Linked DNA regions of Homo sapiens: regions 1 and 2 are each linked to region 3. A link is a loop called in an ENCODE intact Hi-C map of the cell type or tissue named here. Cell type or tissue: CD4-positive, alpha-beta T cell. All regions are shown on one strand.

Region 1 (8,000 bases), 220 kb before region 3:
CACCTTCATCAGGAGTAGATTCCATCTCAAGAAACCAGTTTCTTTGCCTATCCATAAGAAGCAGCTGTATATCCGTTCAAGTTGGATTATGAGATTGATGCAATTCAGTCACATCTTCAAGCTCCACTTCTAATTCTTATCTTGCTATTTCCACCATATCCATAGTGACTACCTCTACGGAAGTCTTGAACCCCTCAAAGTCATCCATTAGGGTTACAATCAACTTCTTCCAAGCACTTGTTAATGTTGATATTTTGGCCTCCTCCCATGAATCCCAAATGTTCTTTTTTTTTTTTTCCTTTTTTCTTTTTTTCAGACAGAGTCTCACTCTGTCACCCAGGCTGGAGTGCAGTGGCGCGATCTTGGCTCACTACAACCTCTGCCTCCTCAGTTCAGTGGCGAAATCTCAGCTCACTGCAACCTCTACCTCCCAGGCTCAAGCGATTCTCATGCCTCAGCCTCCCAAGTAGCTGGGACCACAGGCATGCGCCACCACACCCGGCTTATTTTTGTATTTTTAGTAGAGATGGGGGTTTTGCCATGTTGGCCAGGCTGGTCTCGAACTCCTGGCCCCAAGTAATCCACGCACCTTGGCTTCCCAAAGTGTTGGGATTACAGGCATGAGCCACTGTGCCCACTCCCAAATGTTCTTAATGACATCTAGAATGGTGAATCCTTTCGTGAAGGATTTCTATTTACTTTGCCCAAATCCATCAGAGGAATCACTCTATGGCAACTATACCTTTAGGAAATGTATGTCTTAAGACTTGAAAGTTGAAATTACTCCTTGACCCATGGGCTGCAGAATGGATATTGTGTTAGCAGGCATGAAAACAACACTAATCTTGTACATTTGCATCAGAGTTCTTGGGTGGCTAGGTACATTGTTAATAATCAGTAATATTTGGAAAGGAATCTTTTTTTTTTTTTTGAGCAGTAGGTTTCAACAGTTGGCTTAAAATATTCAGTAAGCCATGCTGTAAACAGATGTGCAGTCGTTTAGGCTTTGCTGTTCCATTTATGGAACACAAGCAGAGTAGATTTAGCATAATTCTTAGGGGCCCTAGGATTTTCAGAATAATAAATAAGCATTGGCTTCAACTTAAAGTTACCAGCTACGTTAGCCCCTAACAAGAGAGTCATCCTGTCCTTTGAAGCTTTGATGCCACATATTTACTTCTCCTCTATAGCTATGAAATCCCTAGATGGCATCTTCCTCCAATATAAGGCTGATTTGTCTACATTGAAAATTTGTTTAGTGTAGCTATCTTAATCAGTGCTCCTAGCTAGATCTGTTGGATAACTTGCTGTACCTTCTACATCAGCACTTGTGGCTTCACCTTGCACTTTTATGTTGTGGAGATGGCTTCTTTCCTTGAATCTCATGAACCAAACTTTGCTATCTTCTACCTATTCTTCTGCAGCTTCCTCACCTCTCTCAGTCTTCACAGAATTGAGGAGAGTTAGAACCTTGCTCTGGATTAGGCTTAAGGGAATGTTGTAGCTGGTTTAACCTATCCAGACCACTAAAACTTTCTCTATACCAGCAATAAGGCTGTTTTGCTTTTTTGTGTTCACTGGACTAGCATTTTAAATTTCCTTTAAGAACTTTTCTTTTGCATTCACAACTTGCGTACTGGCAAAATAGGCCTAGCTTTTGGCCAGTCTCAGCTTTTGACATGCCTTCCTCACTAAGCTTAATCATTTCTAGCTTTTGATTTAAAGTGAAAGAAAGTGTGACTCTTCCTTTTACTTGAACACTCAGAGGCCATTGTAAGGGTTTTTTTGTTGTTGTTGCTGTTGCTGTTGTTTTTTGGTTTTTGGGTTTTTTTTTTTTTGCATTTAGTAGTGCATTTTATTTATTCTAAGTTGCATACATTTTTACATTTTTAACATCTGTGCAATTGAAATGGATCTCACAACTGATAGACTCTTAGATTACAGCTGGACACAGAGGCTAACACCAGTAATCCAGCACTTTGGGAGGCCAAGGCCGGTGGATCACTTGAGGTCAGGAGTTCAAGACCAGCCTGGCCAACAGGGTGAAACCCCATCTCTACTAAAAATACAAAAATAGGTGGTGGCATGCACCTGTAATCCCAGCTACTTGGGAGGCTAAGGCAGGAGAATCACTTGAACCCAGGAGGCAGAGGTTGCAGTGAGCTGAGATGGTGCCACTGCACTACAGCCTGGGCAACAGAGTGAGACTCCATCTCAATAAATTAAAAAAAAAAAAGGCTGGGTGTGGTGGCTCACACCTGTAATCCCAGCACTTTGGGAGGCCAAGGCAGGTGGATCACCTGAGGTCAGGAGTTTGAGACCAGCCTGGCCAACATGGCAAAACCCCGTCTCTACTAAAAATACAAAAATTAACCGGGCATGGTGGCTCACGCCTGTAATCCCAGCTACTCGGGAGGCTGAGGTGCGAGAATCTCTTGAACCCGAGAGGCAGAGGTTGCAGTGAACCGAGATAGTGCCACTGCACTCCAGCCTGGGTGAAGAGCGAGACTCTGTCTCAAAATCATAAATAAATAAATAGAAATTAGCTTTTCAGAGAGACAGAGGTCTTGTCTTGTTGCAGTCTCAAAAAAAAAAAAAATTTAAAGGAAAAGCAGTATTCAATGTCAGTGAGTCTTCCATTGTAAAGTTACTAATTGGCCTAATTTCAATATTGTTGTGTCTCAAGGAATAGGGAGGCCTGAGAAGAGGAAGCGAGATGGGTGAACAGCTGGTTGGTGGATCAGTCAGAACACACACATTTATCAATTAAGTTTGACATTTTATGTGGGCTTGGTTCATGGTACCCCAAAGCAATTACAACAGTAACATCAAAAATTACCACATATTACTATAACAGATAATAATGAAGTTTGAAATATGATAATTACCAAACTGTGACACAGAGAACACATTTTGTTGGAAAAATGGTGCTGACAGACTGGCAGACACAGTTACCACAAACATTCAATTTGTAAAAAATGCAGTATTTGCAAAGCGCAGTAAAGGAAAGCACAGTTAAACAAGGTATGCTTGTGTAAATTTATTTACCAGATTTTATAATACCAAAACCAAACAATATCCCTTAGAATTTATAAGAGTAATATCTTTATATCACAGTAAGCTCACTACCTCATTGGTATAGATGTTTAAATAAATTTAAGATTTAGACAAATTCATAAATTCTACCTCCATACTTTTATAAGGTTTTGGAGTCAGAAAGGGCCTTGGAGGTTTTCTAGCTCCTCATCTTTAAGGTATGTAAAATATCTGGAGTAGATCCGTAATGTCATGGAGACTAACAGTGGTTCTCACAAAATGTCTCCTGATACCCTGTTAGAGACAAAACATTGACCTAGAATGGTCTGGGTCGTGACGCACTGTGATGCTTCTCATCTTGTGAGTTAGAAATTTTTCACCCACTTGGTGGCCAGAAACAGACCACATAGAGTTTTGATGCTCTGAGACAGTGTGCTCACATAGGTAATTATATAGTTGCAGTTATAAATCCTGTTTGGCTAAATGTAGGCTCTGACAAGCCTTTGAAGGTGGGAAGTCTCCTGCATTGTAATCTAAAATCTTAAATCTAAGAAGGACAAATGTGGAAAATCAAATTATGATTTTAAAGATGAAATTGGGGTGAATGGTTAATGCTGACAGAGCTAAAAGCGCCATCATCTGGTCCAGAGTAGGGGATTTCACACGTTGCTTCTTGGCAGTAAACAGTAGAATCTCAGAGGTGCGGAAGCCAAAAACCTCTGCAGAACAACTATAACCTCTTCCTGAACAGCCACCTCTGTTGCTTGGTATGCAGAATAAAAGCTTTCTGAAACAGGGTTTGACATGTCTCAAAATAGATTTGAAAAGTTCTCACCATACCTGCTGCTTCTGTTGGTTTACATATAACATACATATTCCAAGTGATATATATGCACATATATATAAATATGTACATATATCCACTAAGTTCTTTGGCATAAGTTATTTCTAGTTTTAGATTTACTTTGCTAAAATGAAAACCAATCATCTAATTTATACCTTAGTGAAAGTAAGATGAAAATGTTTATAAAGAAACAGCTTACAAGCATTCTTTAACTAGGATGGTTACATATTTTTGTTTTGTAAACTGAGCTTTCACAACTATCTTCAGGACAACAAAAATTGTGGGAAGATAATAGAAAATACTTAGCTGGAAGAGAAATGGCACTTTCTCTTCAAACGAAAGAAATTTGGATTTCATCTAAGAAAGGACAGAAAAGAAAGAGCAATGTAACTTGGTGCTTCATTCTTTCTAAAACAGCACCTAGCAAAAACAAACTGGAATTTTATATCGAATCTTGAATCTAGTTTATTTCAGTGTCAGGTACCATTCTTTATAGATTGGGGATGAGGGAAGGTATTTAAGGTTCCTTTAAGATAGTTAAGATCTAGAAACAATGTTGAGTTTAGTTCTTAGAAAAATTACACAAAGGAGAAGAAAATAGTTTGTAAAGTATATTGAGTTCCTGTGAAAGGGATTAAGCAAAGGTGGTATCCTTGCAACTTTTTTGGGTCTTTTTCTAACACTAAATAGAGGCAACAGGATATAGAAAGGGCTTGGCCTAATTCGAATCCTAGATTTACTACTTGTTAGCTATGTGATCTTAGGAAGTCATTTAACCTCTCAAAACTTCGGTTTCCTCATCTATAAAAATAGAGTTGAAGGCTCGGTGCGGTGGCTCACAACTGTAATCCCAGCATTTTGGGAGGCCGAGGCGGGTGAATCATGAGGTCAGGAATTCGAGACCAGCCTGGCCAACATGGTGAAACCCCATCTCTACTAAAAATACAAAAAATGAGCTGGGCGTAGTGGCGGGTGCCTGTAATCCCAGCTACTCAGGAGGCTGAGGCAGGACAATCGCTTCAACCTGGGAGGCGGAGGTTGCAGTGAGCCGAGATTGTGCCACTGCACTCCAGCCTAGGCAACAGTGAGACTCTGTCTCAAAAAAAATAAAAATAAAAATAGAGTTGTAAATTGTGTGAGGATTAAATGAAATAATGTGTAAAACCATCTAGCAGACAATTTGGGAAGATGAAAAAGTGCTGGAGATGCATGGTGGCGATAGTTGCACAACAGTGTAAATATACTTCATGCTACTGAACTATATACCTAAAAATGTATTAAACGGTAAATTTTACCACAATTTAAAAAATCCACCTAGCATATGGTAGGTGATGCCTACCTTATGCTTTTTCCCTTGCCTTCTTTAAAGATACAATTTTCTTTTAATTCTCAAAAAATAACAAGTTGTATAGCAGGAGATGTTGCATAAAGCTGTCTTAAATTGCATTCATAATTTACAGTAATGTTTATATATTTTGATTACCATTTGATTGAGCTACACTTGGACCTCATTCTTGTTTGGAACTATTCTGCCTTCAAGATCTTGAAATAAGAGCTTCCCGTCTCTGACCACAACCTCTATCTCAATCTGCAGCTATCACTCCTGAGTCTGCTTTGTGACCTCATTTTGACCTCCTATCTCTAGCCTAGCTCTATTCTTCTGAGTTGGCAGACCCTCTTACTTTTGTTTTCTTGAGCTCTACAGTCAGCGATTACAGTGTCCTCTTAAACAATTGTAGATTCTTTCTCCCTTAACCTTCTGGCATGTCCACCTTCCCAACCTCCAGTCATACTTTTTTTCTATTTAGCTTGCTGAACATTTTGGGGAAAGTTCTCAAATAAGACCATTAGCGCTTTAGATAAGCTATCTCATTTAATTCAGTCCTCTTAGCATCCCTGGGGAAATATTATGTTACTCACTTTATGGATGGTGGAACTGAGGCTCAGAGTGGTATGGTGACTCACCCAAGGACACTTAGTTACATATAGATTTGGGATTTAAACCCAGGTCTGTCTGATATCCAAGCCTACATTCATTGTATCCCTTTGGCCCTGTTCTCTCTACTATGTTTTTCCCACCTTTTTTTTCTTTCTTACTGACTATAGAATAGACCTTTTCTACTCTCAAACTTTGAATCGACCACCAACCATAGTAGATAGTTTAACCCACTTTACTGAACCAATTGGAGGCATCCAGCAGAAACTCCTTCAACATTATTTTCTTCATATGGGCTCTCATTTCTCTGCCTCATTGCTGATAAAGTACCCTCCTTTATCTTACTGATTCCACTTTCTCTCCTGGGCCTTGCTTTATGATTTATTTGTATTCTGCCTCCTTTGAGATATCCTTTCATATTGATTATTTTCCCTCTACCTTAAAAAAACCTGAAAAATATCTATGAGCAGTCTTATAGTAATTGGTGATCTCAGTGAGAGCCATTTCAGGAGAGAAATGAGTACAGATTCCAGAAGGCAGAAAGCTGATAACTGAGTAGGAAATATGGAAGTTGAAAATGATGAGGGCAGACTTCTTTAATAAAGGCTTACGATGAAATGAGTAGGGGCTGTATGATCAAAGGATTGTTTGTTTGTTTTTTTTAAGAGATTGGGTAGATTTAAACACGATTACATGCTTTAAAAAAGAGAAAAAAGGGAGAGGTTTGTAGAGTAAATACCCCAGAGTGGAGATTCAAGGGATTAGCCTCAAATGCCTTTATATACAGACTGTATCCATCTTTATAAGCCCAGCTGAAATGACACCTCTCTGAAACTCCTTTTGATTGGCTCAGAAGCAAGTTTTTCTCTGATTTCCTGTAGCAGCTTATACATCTCTCATGGCATTTAACACATATTGTCTTGAATAACAGTGTAGTTATTATGAGCTTTACTGTCTGGGTTTGATTCCTGGCTTCACCACCTACTAGCTGTGTGATTTTGGGCAAATTGCTTATTCTCTCTGTACTCAGTTTCCTTATCTATAACATGGGGATAATATTAGTAGCTACATCGTTGTTATGAGGATCAATATCTGTAAAGCTCTTAGAACATGCATTTTTCTTCTACTAAATTTTAAGGTCTGGCAGGCGCGGTGGCTCACACCTGGTAATCCCAGCACTGTGGAAGGCTGAGGTGGGGGCAGTGGGGAGCGAGGGGTTGTTACTACTCCAATGTAACTGCTTTCTCAGAAATTAAGGCAAAAAGTCTTACTGACCATGTAAAGGAAATCCAACAATTATAAACAGTCTCTGCCTTTAAGGAGCTTATAGTCTAGTTAAGAAACCAGACTTAAACATATGAAAAGTTAAACATTGGCCAGGCACAGTGGCTCATGCCTATAATCCCAGCACTTTGGGAGGCCAAGGCAGGAGGATCACCTGAAGTCAGGAGTTCAAGACCAGCCTGACCAACATGGAGAAACCCCATCTCTACTAAAAATACAAAACTAGTTGGGCATGGTGGCACATGCCTGTAATCCCAACTACTTGAGAGGCTGAGGCAGGAGAATCACTTGAACCCGGGAGGCAGAGGTTATGGTGAGCTGTGATCACACCATTGCACTCCAGCCTGGGCAACAAGAGCAAAACTCCATCTCAAAAAAAAAAAAAAGAAAAAGAAAAAGTTAAACATTTAGGTAATGGTTCTAGTAGTAGGCCATAAAGGAGTTCATGATTAATTATGTTAATTGTACAGACAATGATGACTCTGGAATTTAGGGAAGGGATTTACTTTAGTCCAAGTTAGTCAAGGAAAACTTTATTGGGCTGGTGGAATTTGAACTTAACCCTGAAAAGTGAGTATAGTTTGGGTAAGAGAGAGACTAATCCAGATTTCTTGTTGATGAATTTCAGAGTACTTTGTCCTTTAATTTTTTTCTTTTTTTTTCTTAAGATGGAGTCTCGCTCTGTCGCCAGGCTGGAGTGCAGTGGCGCAATCTCGGCTCACTGCAACCTCTGTCTCCCTGGTTCAAGCGATTCTCCTGCCTCAGCCTCCTGAGTAGCTGGGACTACAGGCGCGCACCGCCATGTCCAGCTAATTTTTGTATTTTTAGTAGAGATGGGGTTTCACCATGTTGGCCAGGATGGTCTCAATCTCCTGACCTCGAGATCCGCCTGCCCAGCCT
Region 2 (8,000 bases), 62 kb after region 3:
AATGGGTGCAGCACACCAGCATGGCACACGTATACATATGCAACAAACCTGCACGTTGTGCACACGTACCCTAAAACTTAAAGTATAATAATAAAAAGAAAAGCTGACTTTTGAAATAAAAAGCAAGATCAAAGGAGGAGGGAGAAAAACATGGAGGAAAATGAGATGACAGATTTGAAGGATTCTTAACTGGTATACTGGGCCTCAAGTACCGGGTATATATATGTCGGGGTAACTGGGAAATAAAGCTAGAAAAGTAGGCAACAATTCGAGCAGGAAGGATCTTACAAGGAGGGCCAGAGTTTGAATTTTGTCCCCAACGCTAGGGGAAACAACTGAAAAATTTTAAGTAATGAACAGGGAACTAATAGTAACTTTAGTTGTATAATAAGCAAATTCACAGGAAGCTGTCAATATGCTATTAAGAAAACTTATATAACTACCATGACAGTATGTTGAAATACTGAAGAAAAGAAATTCCTTTTATTCCTGGAAAAAATTCAAAAGTGGGTTTTCATACAAACAACAAAATCTCATTTTAAAATTTTCTCTATGCCTCAGTTTTCTCAACTATAAAATGAAGATATTAACAATATTTTGCTGGGCTTGGTGGCTCATGTCTGTAATCCCAGCACTGTGGGAGGTCAAGGTGAGTGCACTGCTTGAGCCCAGGAGATCAATACCAGTCTGGGGAACATGGCGAAACCCCACCTCTACAGAAAAAAAATACAAAAATTAGCCGGGCATGGTGGCATGTGCCTGTAGTCCCAGCTACTTGGAGGCTCAGGTGGGAGGATCTCTTGAGCCTGGGAGGTCGAGGTTACAATGAGCCGTGACTGCGCCACCGCATTACAGCTTGGATGACGAAGTGAGACCCTGTCTTGAAAACAATAACAAAAATAGCAACAAAAAAAACCCCAAAACCAATATCTCCTATGATTTTTGTGAGGATTAAATATGTGAATATCCTCAAATGGCTTAGAACACTGCCTGGTATGTACCAAGTGTTCAGTAATGCCAGCTATTATTACTCTTATTATTAGTATCCTGGAATAATTAAAGTTGTTAAGTAATAAGCTCTATATTTCCAAATACAGCAAATACACAAAAAATGAAGTGTAACTAAACAGGGTTTCATGGTGGACAGAAAGAAGCTTACTTAAGTATATATTACAGAAAAAACAAAAAGCCAAGATAATTCTTGAACTCTTGACCTCAAGTGATCAGCCTGCCTCAGCCTCCCAAAGTGCTGGGATTACAGGTGTGAGCCACCACACCTGGCCCCAAGATAATTCTTAATTTCAGGCTTTATATAATTTTTGGAAAGGGATATATATTCAGTATCTGAGGTTGTTAAAGACTATCTTTAAGGAAACTCAAAGAGTTTCAGAACTTTCTAGTTTGGTTGTAATTTTGGGGACTCTACAATATTGAATGTGACTTTTTACATAAGGTCTACGAGCTGTTTTTCCGGATATTATGTAGGCAAGAAAGAACACTTTACATGAGTTTTCTCATTTGATCCCAACAACTATAAGGCAGATAGCTTTAGAATCCTCAGTTTTGAATGAGTGAACCAACAAATACATTAAAAAACTTGTCAAAGATAAGAGGCTAATAAGAGGTTGGACTCAAAAATCCATTCTTTTAACCAATACAGAATCTCTAGCAATTAGAAGAAAACAAAAAGACAAAAAGTTGGGACCACAGAGACATTCAGGATTTTAAAATCCTCTTGTTCTTCATAACTAAATTTCTTGAAGCTCTTTATTCTGATTAAGATATGTCATATTTATTTTTGCAGGCTACTAAAAGAAGTTCCTTTAGACTGAGACATTCAAACAGAAAACTGGGTTCTAAAGCATATGTGAGGATAGCAAAAAAATTCTGATAATAGTTGGCATCTTCTTGCATGTTATTACAGTCATTAATACCAACAATAAATATACATTAATTTTCAGAGGTTTAAATTCCATTAAAAAACATTTCAGAGAAGGGACCTAAGCTCAGTCACTCCTACTCTGTAATGGTAAATTCATTTGGACAGAGGCTGAATTCATTTTCTCCTTCCTAACTGGTAGTGACCTAATAATAAAAGAACATATACAAGTTGATAAATGTGTGAATATAGTGACAACTGCATACATTAAAAATCATTTATTGTAGAAACAACATCAGAAGATGAATGAATTATTGTCAAAATTCAAATATCTACTGGTCAAATTTGGTCAAATACAAATATCTACTGAATGACGGTTATGTACCAGACATTATACAGTAAGCACCCAATATAGCAACGAGGCTGTGTGCAGTGGCTCACACCTGTAGTCCCAGCACTTTGGGAGGCCCAGGTGGGCAGATCGCTTGAGCTCAGGAGTTCTAGATCAGCCTGGGCAACATAGCCAAATTCCATCTCTACACAAAATATAAAAATTAGCCAGGTGTGGTGGTGTGCTCCTGTAGTCTCAGGTACTTGGGAGGCTGAGGTGGGGGGATTGCTTGAGCCCAGTAGGTCAAGGCTGCAGTGAGCTATGATCACACCACTGCACTCTGGTCTGAGCAACAAAGTGAGACCTTTTTTTTGAAACAGAGGCTCGTTCTGTCACCCAGGCTGGGGTGTAGTGGCGTGATCTTGAGACCTTGTCTCCCCCACCACTGCCCAAAAGAGAATATAGTAATGAATAAGACAGATAAAAATTCCACTCTTGCACTCCCATGGAGCTTATGCTCTAGTGGGGAATGTGGAAAATTAAAAATAAAAATATGTTGAGGGGGAAGCGTAGGAGGAGGGAGTGGAGCAGAAAAAATAACTATTGGGTACTGAACTTAATACCTGGGTGATGTAATAATATGTACAACAAACCCCCATGACATGTGTTTATCTACAAACCTTCACATGTACCCCCACATCTAAAATTTAAAAAGAAATGTATAATTTATGAAAAAAGTAGTAATTGTTATGAAGAAAAAATAAACCAACATAAGAGTCTAGTAACTAGAATAGGAATGTTATTTAAGGTAAAAATTTGGCCAAAGAGAAAGTCATGGAGGTATTAATAAAGTGAGATGAGTACATAATAATTAAAATTCATGGTAACTCAGAATTGTCAAAAAATATTTAAATGCTATACATGGCATAGTATTGTTTTATATGTGATAGAACCTTAGAGTTCAACTCCTTAATTTTACAGGTTGTATAATCTGTTCCCAACTGAGCATTATAGCACAACAGTGTAATAATTTTATAGCAAAAAACCCACCAATAAATAATTGTCATTCATTTAGAGAAGAAAACTAGGTAATAGTAACTTTTAAAAACAGTTCTAGGAAAATGTCTAAAATTTGAAAGCTGCTACACTTAAAAATGGTTAAGTTCACTGTAAGACGCGAATACAAAGACAGGGTGGTGGAGGAGGCATTATTATAAACAATATAACTAGATTACAGATGTAGTTATGTCAGAATAACAACATGGCAGTAGATGATAATTCTTAAATTAGACCTAAAAGTTCTAAGTAGACTGAATAATCTTTGAAAATAAATTTAATAAATTTCAGTCTACCTATATCTATATACTACATAGCATGTATATAAATATACTATATATCTATATGTAAGTATCTATATATTACAATGTTATAGTATTTATAAAAATGAGTATTTCTTCATGTAATGTATTTTCTCATCTAAATGAGATGTTTACAAAAGTATAATTTTCATAACTACATTAAAAAGCAGGCTTTCATTATATGAATAACAGATTAAATAATAATTTATTAAAAGAAGAGTTTGAAAGAATTCGGTTTGTGCAAAAACATTTTACTCGCAAGAGAGTACCAGTAATTGGAAGAGTTAATCTGAAGACATCTGAAGTACAAAAATCTTAGACTAAGTTGAGTTCTCCCCCTAGTGGAACTTGAATATGATCTAAGATATTTCCATGACTAAGAAAATAACCTAAAATATATTACTTTGATAACTGAAAAAAGTTTCAGGTTTTAATGAAAGATCTATTTATGAATCTTAATCTGTATTAAAAATATACCTCTATATATCTATATTTATATAGACATATACATATAATTAAATATTGAAACCTTAAGACATCTACTGAAAACTCATTTACTAAGCAAATTAACAGCAAGTTAGCCAAAAAGCACTCAGTCCTAAGACCTGAAAGAGAAACAGAAATACTTCAAAAGTAGAGGAGTAAGAAGTTCAGAAAAATACAGCAATTTAGGAAGATGCAGCAACATGCAGAATGGCACAGAATTCTGAAAGAATGTGATAGGTGCAGGAATAGGATAATTCACAGTGGGCAGAATACAGCATGTATGTGTAGGTGATGAGGATGGGGAGATAATGGTGAGAGATGAAGCTACAAATTCAGTTTGGGCAATAATAAAAAGGATTTTATGCTAAGGAGTTTCGATATGATTGGTATTTAAAAGGTAGTCAATGAAATTTCTATGTTTTAGAGAGACAGCTTTTTTAATCTGTAGAAGAGCTGAAGCTGGAGAAAAGGAAACTGGATGGGAGGTTACAACAACAGTTCAGGTAAGGGGTAAGCAGATGAACTAACGGAGTGGTAGGGAGAAGAGAAATGTTATTATAGACTCAAAAAAGTTTGAAAAATGACTCAAATTACCTTTTATTTAGTTTTATACTTACTTAGACTTTTCTATTTTGAAAGATTGAAGAGTTGGCGATATGCAAAACTGAGAAGCTGGGAAAACTAAACTGTATAGATCAGAAATGTATAGGAAGATGACACAATCATAAGGAAAGGCAAAAGAGTGATTGTCATAAAAGTCAGGATAGGGAACAGGGTGTGACTGAATAGACTTCTTGAGTACAGGCAATTTTGTCTGTCTTAACCTTGGTTAGAAGTTTTATGTATAATATTTGTACACATACAATGTAACTTTGTTTTATTAACTTCTCTGTACATCATGTTTCATAATTTTTAAATTATTAAACCATTTAGAAAATTATTGGTAAGGGGAAACAGGCTGGGGCTGGAGATAAATTATGATTCACTGTTGCAACAATTAGTGGTCCCCAACCTTTTTGGTACTAGTGACAGATTTCGTAGTCCATAGAGAGGGTGGGAGAATGGTTTCAGGATGAACTGTTCCACCTCAGATCATCAGGCATTAGATTCTCTCATAAGGAGAGTGCAACCAACACCCCTGACATGTGCAGTTCACAATAGGATTCGTGCTCCTGTGACAATCTAATGATGCCACTGATCTGACAGGAGGTGGAGCTCAGACAGTATGCTGCTGGCTGCCCGCTCACCTCCTGCTGTGCGGCCCGGTTCCTAACAGGCCATGGACTGATACCTGTCTGTGGCCTGGGGGTTGGGAAACCCTGGTAAAGATGGTTCCTGAAGCCATGTAAGTGAGACCCTTCATTTGGGTATAGTTTGTAAAAGCCAAAACCTCGGATTTCAGAGGAATACACACATCCACGACTGATAAAGATGACTGTAAACAACAGTTAAACAAGAAAAAAGAGAGTCAAAAGTAAGTGGTGGTAGCAAAGTTAGGGGAGGTGAGAATGCAAGGAGGACGAAATGGTCAAAAACAAATGCAATAAGCATGAGCAGGCAAATACTGAAAAAATAGCAACAAATTTGGCAATTAGGATTCCAGTGACCACTTTATCAAGAGCCAGTTGATGATAATATACCCCTACTATAATAACAGTAACAATTCTATCACCTCACACCTGTTAGAATGGCCATTATCAAAAAGATGAAAGACAGTAAGTGCTGGAGAGGATGTGGTGAAAAGGGAACTCTTACACACTGTGGGTAGAAATGTAAATCCTCAAAAAATCAAAAACAGATGATATGATCTAACAATTCCACTACTGGGTATATATCCAAAGGAAATTAAATCAGTATGTTGAAAAGATATCTGCACTCCCGTGTTCACTGCATTATTCACAATAGCCAAGACATGCAACCAACCTAAATGTCCATCAGTAGATGAATGAATAAAGAAAAAGTGGTTTACATATACACAATGGAATATTATTCAATCTTAAAAAGGAAGGAAATTCTGTCATTCACAACAACATGAATGAGCCTGGAGAACCTTAAGTGAAATTGAAATAAGCTAGGCTCAGAAAGACAAACACTACATGATCTCACATGTGGGATACAAAAAGTTGAACTCAAAAGTACAGAGTAGAATGGTGGTTACCAGGGGCTAGATGCGGGGTTAGGGGTAAAGGATTGGAAGATGTTAAAAAAAATTCCATGAATTTTCTATTTTTCAAAAATAATGTAACACATTACATTTCATTTTAAACAAAAATCCTGCATACCAGGTTCTTCGTTTTAATAAATATTTCAGAATCAACAAAAAGAGTGATTTAAATTTTACTATTTTGTGATTAAGATGTATAGAAATATGGCAAATTCTTAGGATTTTCTTGATGTTTAGAAAAGTACAGACTAATGCTAAAATCACATACGATAGCATGATTTAAACAACTGATTACAAATATATTATGCAGTTGGCTCATGTCTGAGGTTTTTCTGAATATGTGCACTTTATGGGGACTACTACCAGCAGAACATAAAGGATACCTTTTTATAAACATACAAATCATAATGTGTTGTGGTTACTTTTGATCCAGATCAAAAAATGAAGTTATAATATAATATGTAAGTTTGGAAATTAATTACATTTGAAATTGAAATTTAAAGACAAAAGGAAATTTCAGGTGGGAAGAAAATTCTAGATGTTACAGCAAAGACTATTGTGACTTGGAGTACAATATAATTAAAGACTTTGAAAGACATAAGATTTTAAACATAGTATTTTGTCCATAGGGAAAACTTACTACTTTTATCATATTATACAAGAAGTAAGGCATAAGAAGTGACAAAACACATTTATTTTTATTAAAAAAATTTTTTTTTGAGACAAGGTCTCATTCTGTCACTCAGATTGGAGTGCAGTGGCTTGATCATAGCTCCTTGTAATATGGAACTCCTACTTCTGGCCTCAAGGGATCATTCCACCTTAGCCTTCCAAGTAGCCAGAGCTACAGGAGTGTACTATCATGCCCTCAGCTAATTTTTAAAAATTGTTTTGTAGAGACAGGGTCTTATTCTATTGCCCAGGCCGGTCTTGAACTCCTGGCCTCCAGCAATCCCCTGACCTTGGCCTCTCAAAGCACTGGGATTACAGGCATGAGTTACTGTGCCCTGTAAAAACATATTTATTTTTAAAGCTTTGAATTTTCTTTTGAAGATAGTTTTGATAATATAGAAATATGATAAATTTTCACTAAAAAATGGACTTGGAGCACAGTCAACACCACCAAAAAAAACAAAACAAAACAAAACCCAGGTACGTTGATTCAGCAAAATTAAAAACTTTTGTGATAAAAACACTATCAACAAAGAAAAGGCAACAAACATAATGGGAGAAAATATTTGCAAACCATATATATGATAAGAAAGTGATACTGAGAATATATAAATAACTCCTATAACTCAACAACAAAAACAACAAACAACCTGGTTCAATTAAGCAAAGGACCTGAATAGCCATTTCTCCAAAGAAGATATATAAATGCGAAATAAGCACATGAAAGTATGCCCAACATAGCTCATCATTAGGGAAATGCAAATCAAAACCACAATGAGATACCACTTCACACCCATTAGGATGGTACTTATAAAAACAACAACAGAAAATTAACAAGTGTTGGTGCAAATGCGGAAAAAATGAAATCCTCATGCATTGCTGGTAGAAATGTAAAATGGTGTAGGTTCTGTGGAAAATGGTATGGCAATTTCTTAAAAAAATTAAACAATTACTATATGATCCAGCAATTCCACTTCTACGTACTCAAAAGAAGTTAAAGCAGGGACCTGAACAGAAATTTGTACACCTGTATTCATAGCAGCATTATTCACAATAGCTCAAACATGGAAGCACCCTAAATGTCCATCAATGAATGAACAGATAAAAAAT
Region 3 (8,000 bases):
CCTTAACTCATGAGGCCAGCATCATCCTGATAACAAAACTTGGCAGAGACACAACAAAAAAACAAAATTTCAGGCCAATATCCCTGATGAACATTGGTGTGAAAATCCTCAATAAAATACTGGCAAACCGAATCCAGCAGCACATCAAAAAGCTTATCCACCACGATCAAGTCAGTTTCATCCCAGGGATGCAAGGCTGGTTAAACATATGCAAATCAATAAACGTAATCCATCACACAAGCAGAACCAATGACAAAAACCACGTTTATCTCAATAGATGCAGAAAAGGCCTTCAACTATATTCAACAGCCTTCATGCTAAAACCTCTCAATAAACTAGGTATTGATGGAACGTATCTCAAAATAATAAGAGCTATTTATGACAAACCCACAGCCAATATCATACTGAGTGGGCAAAAACTGGAAGCATTCCCTTTGAAAACTGGCACAAGACAAGGATGCCCTCTCTCACCACTCCTAGTCAACATAGTGTTGGAAGTTCTGGCCAGGGCAATCAGGTAAAAGAAAGAAATAAAGGGTATTCAATTAGTCAGAGAAGAAGTAAAATTGTCTCTGTTTGCAGATGACATGATTGTATACTTAGAAAACCCCATTGTCTCAGCCCAAAATCTCCCTAAGCTGATAAACAACTTCAATGAAGTCTGAGGATACAAAATCAATGTGCAAAAAATCACAAGGATTCCTATATACCAATAACAGACAAACAGAGAGCCAAATCATGAGTGAACTCCCATTCATAACTACTAGTAAGAGAGAAAAAACCAGGGAATACAACTTACAAGGGATGTGAAGGACCTCTTCAAGGAGAACTACAAACCACTGCTCAAGGAAATAAGAGAGGACACAAACAAATGGAAAAACATTCCATGCTTATGGATAGGAAGAATCAATATTGTGACAATGGCCATACTGCCCAAAGTAATTTCTAGATTCAATGCTATCCCCATCAAGCTACCATTGACTTTCTTCAAATAATTGGAAAAAACTACTTTAAATTTCATATGGAACCAAAAAAGAGCCCGTATAGCCAAGACAATCCTAAGCAAAAAGAACAAAGCTGAAGGTATCACGCTACCTGACTTCAAACTATACTACAAGGCTACAGTAACCAAAACAGCATGGTACTGGTGCCAAAACAGATATATAGACCAATGGAACAGAATAGAGGCCTCAGAAATAACGCCACACATGTACAACCATGTGATCTTTGACAAACCTGACAAAAACCAGAAATGGGAAAAGATTCCCTATTTAATAAATGGAAAACTGGCTAGCCATATCCAGAAAGCTGAAACTGGATCCCTTCCTTACACTTTATACAAAAATTAACTCACGATGGATTAAAGACTTAAACGTAAGACCTGAAACCATAAAAACCCTAGAAGAAAACCTAGGCAATACCATTCAGGACATAGGCATGGGCAAAGACTTCATGATTAAAACACCAAAAGCAATGGCAACAAAAGCCAAAATAGACAAATGGGATCTAACTAAACTAAAGAGCTTCTGCACAGCAAAAGAAACTATCATCAGGGTGAAAAGGCAACATACAGAATGGGAGAAAATTTTTGCAATTTATATTTTGCATCTGACAAAGGGCTAATATCCAGAATCTACAAAGAACTTAAACAAATTTACAAGAAAAAAAAACCCATCAAAAAGTGGACGAAGGATATGAACTTCTCAAAAGAAGAAGTTTATGCACCCAAGACATATGAAAAAAAGCTAATCATCACTGGTCATTTGAGAAATGCAAATCAAAACCACAATGAGATACCATCTCATAGAATGGTGATCATTAAAAAGTCAGGAAACAACAGATGCTGGAGAGGATGTGGAGAAATAGGAACACTTTTACACTGTTGGTGGGAGTGTAAATTAGTTCAACCATTGTGGAAGTCAGTGTGGTGATTCCTCAAGGATCTAGAACTAGAAATACCATTTGACCCAGCAATCCCCTTACTGGGTATATACCCAAAGGATTATAAATCATTCTACTATAAAGACACATGCACACACATGTTTACTGCGGCACTGTTCATGATAGCAAAGACTTGGAACCAACCCAAATGCCCATCAATGATAGACTGGATCAAGAAAATGTGGCACATATACACCATGGAATACCTTGCAGCCATAAAAAAAAATGAGTTCATGTCCTTTGCAGGGATATGGATGGAGTTGGAAACCATCATTATCAGCAAACTAACAGAAAAACAGAAAAACCAAACACTGCATGTTCTCATTCTTAAGTGGGAGTTGAACAATGAGAACACATGGACACAGGGAGAGGAACATCACACACCGGGGCCTGTCGTGGGGTGGGGGGCTAGGGGAGGGATAGCATTAGGAGAAATACCTAATGTAGATGACGGGTTGATGGGTGCAGCAAACCACCATGGCACGTGTATACCTATGTAACAAACCTGCACGTTCTGCACACGTACCCCAGAACTTACAGTATAATAAAAAAAAAGAAAAAGCCCTAGGTACTAATTATTTATCCCACCCTTTTAAATGCTGAAGGAGAACATTAATAAGCAGACAGATGGGAGTACTAACAATACAAGACCCAAATAACATATTCGTTCTTACCTGATGTGGACTGCTTCATCATGTTATGCATTAAGAGACAAAGTATAAAAAGTAAAAACATGTAGAATTTATTTAAATAATATTTAAGACATCTGACACACTCAGCACAAGTTTAATAGTTAACAAAATCTTTTTTTATAACATCTAAATCTACTTTAATGGAATCTTAACTTTGCATTATCAATAAAGAGATCGGATTTTAGAATTTCTCTGTGTGTATTAAACAATGCTGGTCCCCCAAAAACATTTAGTAATGAGAAAAGGAAAGCGATAAGTTATTATACAATTTACAAAGAATAAAGCATAAAAATGCAGTATAGTTAATAAGAAAACAGGAAACTGTCATGTTCATAGTCTGATGAAAGGTTTTGACAGGAAACAGCAGAGTTTCTTACTGTATGATAGTAAAAATTCAAACACTAAAAAAACACTATTTATAAAAGATTACAGCTATTCCACGCAAGTTATCATTGAAATTCTACAGCAGGGATAACCTGTAAAGATGAATATTCTGAAGCCCCAAAGGACTTCATCATCATTAAGGATACATAAGTATTTTTAAATTTTTCATTAGTCTACTTTATTGGCTAAACCAGTAGATATTAAGACAGAAATTTCTTTTGTGAAATAGAGAAGTGTCATGGTTTTAGAGTTTTGTAGTCTTTAAATGTAGGTTCTTTATAAGTGATAAAGAAATCTGTGCCGAGAAAATATGATCACCTGGGCAAGTGTCTGTGTGGCTAGAGGAGACAATGTGCTGTGTGTCTGCTTTCTTTTAGCACATCATAGGACACTGGTAACTTAAAAAATTACAGTTGATTTTTTTTTACACTTGGTTTTAAAGAGACGTAACAAGTTATCCTTCAATTTTAACATTGGGGTAATGGAATTAATAATACAATCTTATAATTATATAATGCTTTACAGTTAAAAGTGCTTTCATGCATATTATTTCAACTTAAAAAAAATTTCCCCTGTGTGTGACTGGAGGTTGCACTGTGCAGACAACTACCACTTTCTGAGATTCAAAAGAATAAGAGGAAGGGCTGCATTGGGTATTTTGAAAGACAATCAATCCACAACAAAGTGGAAAAAAGTCATCCACACACCAAAAAAAACCCCTAACCAAATGAACTTTGATCACTACTAGACAGGGTTTAAACCATTGAAGTGAATCATGTGACACCAAGTGAACTGCAAAACAGTTGCAGTAAGTTTCCAAGACTGAGTCATATCAGATTATAAAAGCTCCTATTCGTACATTTGAGTTTGTATAATTAATCTTTATAAAACAAAGAGCTATAGCTTTTTGAGCTAAATGTAGCATTTCTGTAAGTGATATGTAATATATACAATTTTAAATAACAATGTATTTTACTTTTCATGGAAAGATCTAATAATCACATAGTTTGTATTTCTAAGTTCTAGAGGCTTTACTTTTTTTTCCATCCTCAGAGTTTGGTCAGTAATTTTGTTGGATTCCTTATAGAATACCTTTAATAGTTTTCTGTTTTCAAAATCTAAAATAAATGTAATGGGAGATGATATGCAAAATTTATTCTCAATTATCAGCTTCTTTAAACACTGAATTGTAAACATGACAAAGGTTAGACTAGTAATAACCACACAAACAAAATGATTTCCAGAGAATCAGAACAGGAAATCAGTAAAAGTGATCGACTGGAGGTCATGATTTCTTCATTACTTTATTACACAGACAAGAGCCAAAATTCTAATCTACAGTACTTAAAAAAAAAAAACTAAAAAAAATTCAAGAATTTTATTGAAATAATACTAGGTACATAATGCTGAAAATGTTTTTGGTTTTAAGCTAAGTAAATCATAAAAAATATAAAATTTAGAATGAAAAAATTGTAGATTTCATGTAAAACTGTATATAATGCAATAGTTAAAGCTGACGTTTTTAGAAGGAAAAAACATGCACCCACATTAATAAGTAAAAAAGGTAGAAAGGAAAGGAAAGTTTGGAATAGAAGAAACTTACAACTGCACACTTTTTACCTGAGAAGAAGAGAGGGGGAGTCATTTACAGAGAATTCTTAGTCTTTCTACAGTGCATACTTAGATGTATTCAGTATTGTGGGCAAACAAAATGAAACTGCCACTGAATGTCTTCTTCCTGGCAGCTGACACATCTTGATAAAATTGAAACCATTAACATTATTTAGAAGGTACTCTAAGGTCAACGCTGATGAGGCTACGAATATGTGAGGTTCTATGTAAATTTATGACCAATTACAGGAAATAAATCACTTCACACTTGTTTCACTCTGAACTTTTAAAGCTACATCAAAGTACCATGTAGATTTCCTTTGATTTAACCTTCAGCAAAATGAAGCATTTAAAAATTCAAACCTTTAGCAAAACACCCTCATGAAAATGAAGTACTTCTTTTCTATTTGGATTGGATTCTGTTCAGAGGAAATTCTTGTTCTCTAAAGCTATATCATGTGTTTTTTCAGTCCATCAATCAATTAACCAAATATGCACCTAGTGTTTAGGTGACAAGTGTTGTGATGCTGGAAAGGCAAAGACAAATGACAAGGCTCCTGCCCTCAGTTAAAAATCTGAAGGGCAAGACAAAAAAACTAAACAGCTGATTCCAAGGTGGCACACTGTTAAGTAAACCCACAGGAGAAGCAATACACTGGCTAGAAGGGAGAATTCTTAGGGAAGGAGGAAGATGATGATGTTCGAGTTGGGTCTGTAAGGATGAGCAGAGGTGGAGGGAGGAGAAATCAGGCACAGGTGGCATGGGGAAAAGCCTAAGGCCAGAGAATGTATTATGTGTTAGGAAACTGCAAGTGGTTTGGTGTGGCTGGATATAGGTCTCAAAATGAGAGGTGAGAGATGAAACTTGAAAGAAAGCTGGGGCTAAACTATGAAGAATCTTATGCCATGTTAAAGAATTAGAACTTATCACGAAGGTTATGGGTGAGTCACTGAGGCAGTGGAGTAGTGTCATTAGATTTTATCTAATCCTTTATAATATCACACTGTGACTACATAAGTATTTTGTGGTATAGCTGGAACAATAAGAGCACTTATTTAGCCCTTACTATGTCCCAGGCTCTGTTTTAAGTGCTTTTCCAGCATTAATTTACTTAATTCCCCCAATATCTCCCACAAGATAATTGAGGGATGGAGGAAAACTTTTTTTTAGGTGTCAAATCACTCAAGAAATCTGAAAAAATCTTGAACCCGGCCGGGCGCAGTGGCTCACGCCTATAATCCCAACACTTTGGGAGGCCGAGGCGGGCGGATCACGAGGTCAGGAGATGGAGACCATCCTGGCTAACACTGGTGAAACCCCGTCTCTACTAAAAATATAAAAAATTAGCCGGGTGTAGTGGCGGGCGCCTGTAGTCCCAGCTACTTGGGAGGGTGAGGCTGGAGGATGGCGGGAACCCGGGAGGCGGAACTAGTAGTGAGACGAGATCATGCCACTGTGCTGCAGCCTGGGCGACAGAGCTAGACTCCATCTCAAAAAAAAAAAAAAAAAAAAAAAATCTTGAACCCATTCTCCCAAAGATCCGCCTATGTTTATACATAAAATATTTGTAAATACTTTAATAGACCCCATCCATGGGCCCCAGGTTAGGAAACTGTCCAGAAGAGAAAGACTATGAATTTTTAAAATGACCTTGAGATATAACTTGCCTTCCATACAATTTACCCATTTAGAGTGTACAATTTGATGGCTTTTAGTATATGCATAGAGTTGTGCAACCATCACCACAACCAATCCTAGAATATTTTTATCATGCCATAAATAAACCACACACCTCTTAGCTGTCATCCCTTAAAACCCCTCTCTTCCCCTCCAACCCCAAGGAACCACTAATCTACTTTCTTTCTCTATAAATTTATCTATTCTGGACATATAAATGAAATCATACAATATGTGGCCTTCTGTGACTGATTTTTGAAAAATTTATCATCCATGTTGTGGCATGTGTCAGCACTTGATTCCTTTTATTGCCTCATAATTGATCATATGGATATACCACATTTTATTTATCCAGTCATCAGATGATTGACATCTGAGTTGTTTCTACTCTCTAAATATTATTAATAATGCTGCTATGAACATTTATGCAGATGTCTTAGTGTAGACATGTTTTCATGTTACTTGGGTATATACCCAGGAGTGGAACTGCTAGGTCATATAGCAACTCTATGTTTACCATTTGAGGACCTGCTATATACTGTTTTCAAAGTGGCTGTACCATTTTACCTTTCTATCAGCTGTGTATGAGGGTTCCAATTTTTCTACATCCTTGCAACATTTTTATTATCTGTTTTATTATAGCCATCCTAGTAAGTGTGAAGTGGAATCTCACTGTCATTTTGGTTTGCATTCCCTTGATCACTGATGTTGGGCATATTTTCTCATGTCCACTGGCCATCTGGTATATCATTTTTGGAAAACAGTCTATTCAGATCCTTTATCCATTTTATAACTGGGTTATCTTTTTATAATTGAATTGTAAGAGTTCTTTATATATTCTAGATACAGGCCCCTTATCAGGTAAATGATTTGATTTTTTTCTTCCATTCTCTAGGTTGTCTTTTCACTTTCTTGATGGTGATCTTTGAAGCACAAAAGTTTTAAATTTTGATGATGTTCAGCTTATCTATTTTCTTCTCTGCTGCTTGTGCCTTTAATGTCATATCTAAGACAATGAATTTTTCCGTAAGTCTCATTTCCTTTTCCTATAAAAACAGAAGCTTGGCCAGGCACAGTGGCTCATGTCTGTAATCCCAGCACTTTGGGAGGCCGAGGCGGGAGGATCACCTGAGGTCAGGAGTTTGAGTACAGCCTGGCCAACATGGTGAAACCCCGCCTCTACTAAAAATACAAAAATTAGCCAGGCGTGGTGGCAGGCACCTGTAATCCAAGCTACTTGGGAGCCTGAGGCAGGAGAATTGCTTGGCCCCGGGAGGCGGAGGTTGCAGTGAGCTGAGATCGTGCCACTGCACTCCAGCCTGAGTGACAGAGAAAGACTCTGTCTCAAAAAAACAAAAAACAAATAAACAAAAAAGCAGAAGCTTAATCTATAAAGTCAACCACTCTCACTTTTAGTGTTCCATAGAAGAAAGCCTGAAAATCATTCTAGTCATATAGTTGTTTCAGTTTAAAAAATATAGTGAAGAAAAATATTTAAAAATCAGAAATAATGTATCTGATAAGGAACACATATTTAGAATATGTAAAGAACTCTTGCAACTCAATTATAAAAAGACAATCCAATTTAAAAATAGGCGAAGGATCTAAATAAGACATTTCTCTGAAGAAGCTATAAATGGCCAATAAGCATATGAAAACATGCTCAATATCATTAGCCACCAGGAATGTACATC

What was found. Peaks named below come from ENCODE experiments on the same cell type or tissue, not always from the same donor. Only the 100,000 strongest peaks of a DNase experiment are listed, where the experiment ranks them.
Region 1: a loop joins it to region 3, with 4 times the contacts of the local background. A loop is called at or near these places in 4 of 110 quality-filtered maps.
Region 2: it touches region 3 in a loop (4-fold over the local background); 9 of 110 quality-filtered maps call a loop at or near these places.

The regions. Positions count from the first base shown.
Region 1 is chr1:92,312,527-92,320,526 of GRCh38, forward strand. The region is part of intron 6 of RPAP2 (RNA polymerase II associated protein 2); the gene reads left to right. It also overlaps a transcript of GLMN not described here. Among named protein-coding and RNA genes, the nearest start is that of RPAP2, 17 kb to the left of the region's middle. RefSeq lists a silencer at 5,366-5,660. In CD4-positive, alpha-beta T cell, no CTCF peak of the experiment used is centred here; DNase peaks (open chromatin) are centred at 3,385, 3,725 and 5,485; H3K27ac peaks cover 3,537 bases.
Region 2 is chr1:92,595,477-92,603,476 of GRCh38, forward strand. The region is part of intron 18 of EVI5 (ecotropic viral integration site 5); the gene reads right to left. Among named protein-coding and RNA genes, the nearest start is that of GFI1, 110 kb to the left of the region's middle. In CD4-positive, alpha-beta T cell, CTCF peaks have their summits at 3,902 (motif pointing left) and 4,102; a DNase peak (open chromatin) is centred at 3,885.
Region 3 is chr1:92,533,422-92,541,421 of GRCh38, forward strand. The region is part of intron 19 of EVI5 (ecotropic viral integration site 5); the gene reads right to left. Among named protein-coding and RNA genes, the nearest start is that of GFI1, 50 kb to the left of the region's middle. In CD4-positive, alpha-beta T cell, no CTCF peak of the experiment used is centred here; DNase peaks (open chromatin) are centred at 3,730 and 4,780; H3K4me3 peaks cover 792 bases; H3K27ac peaks cover 2,498 bases.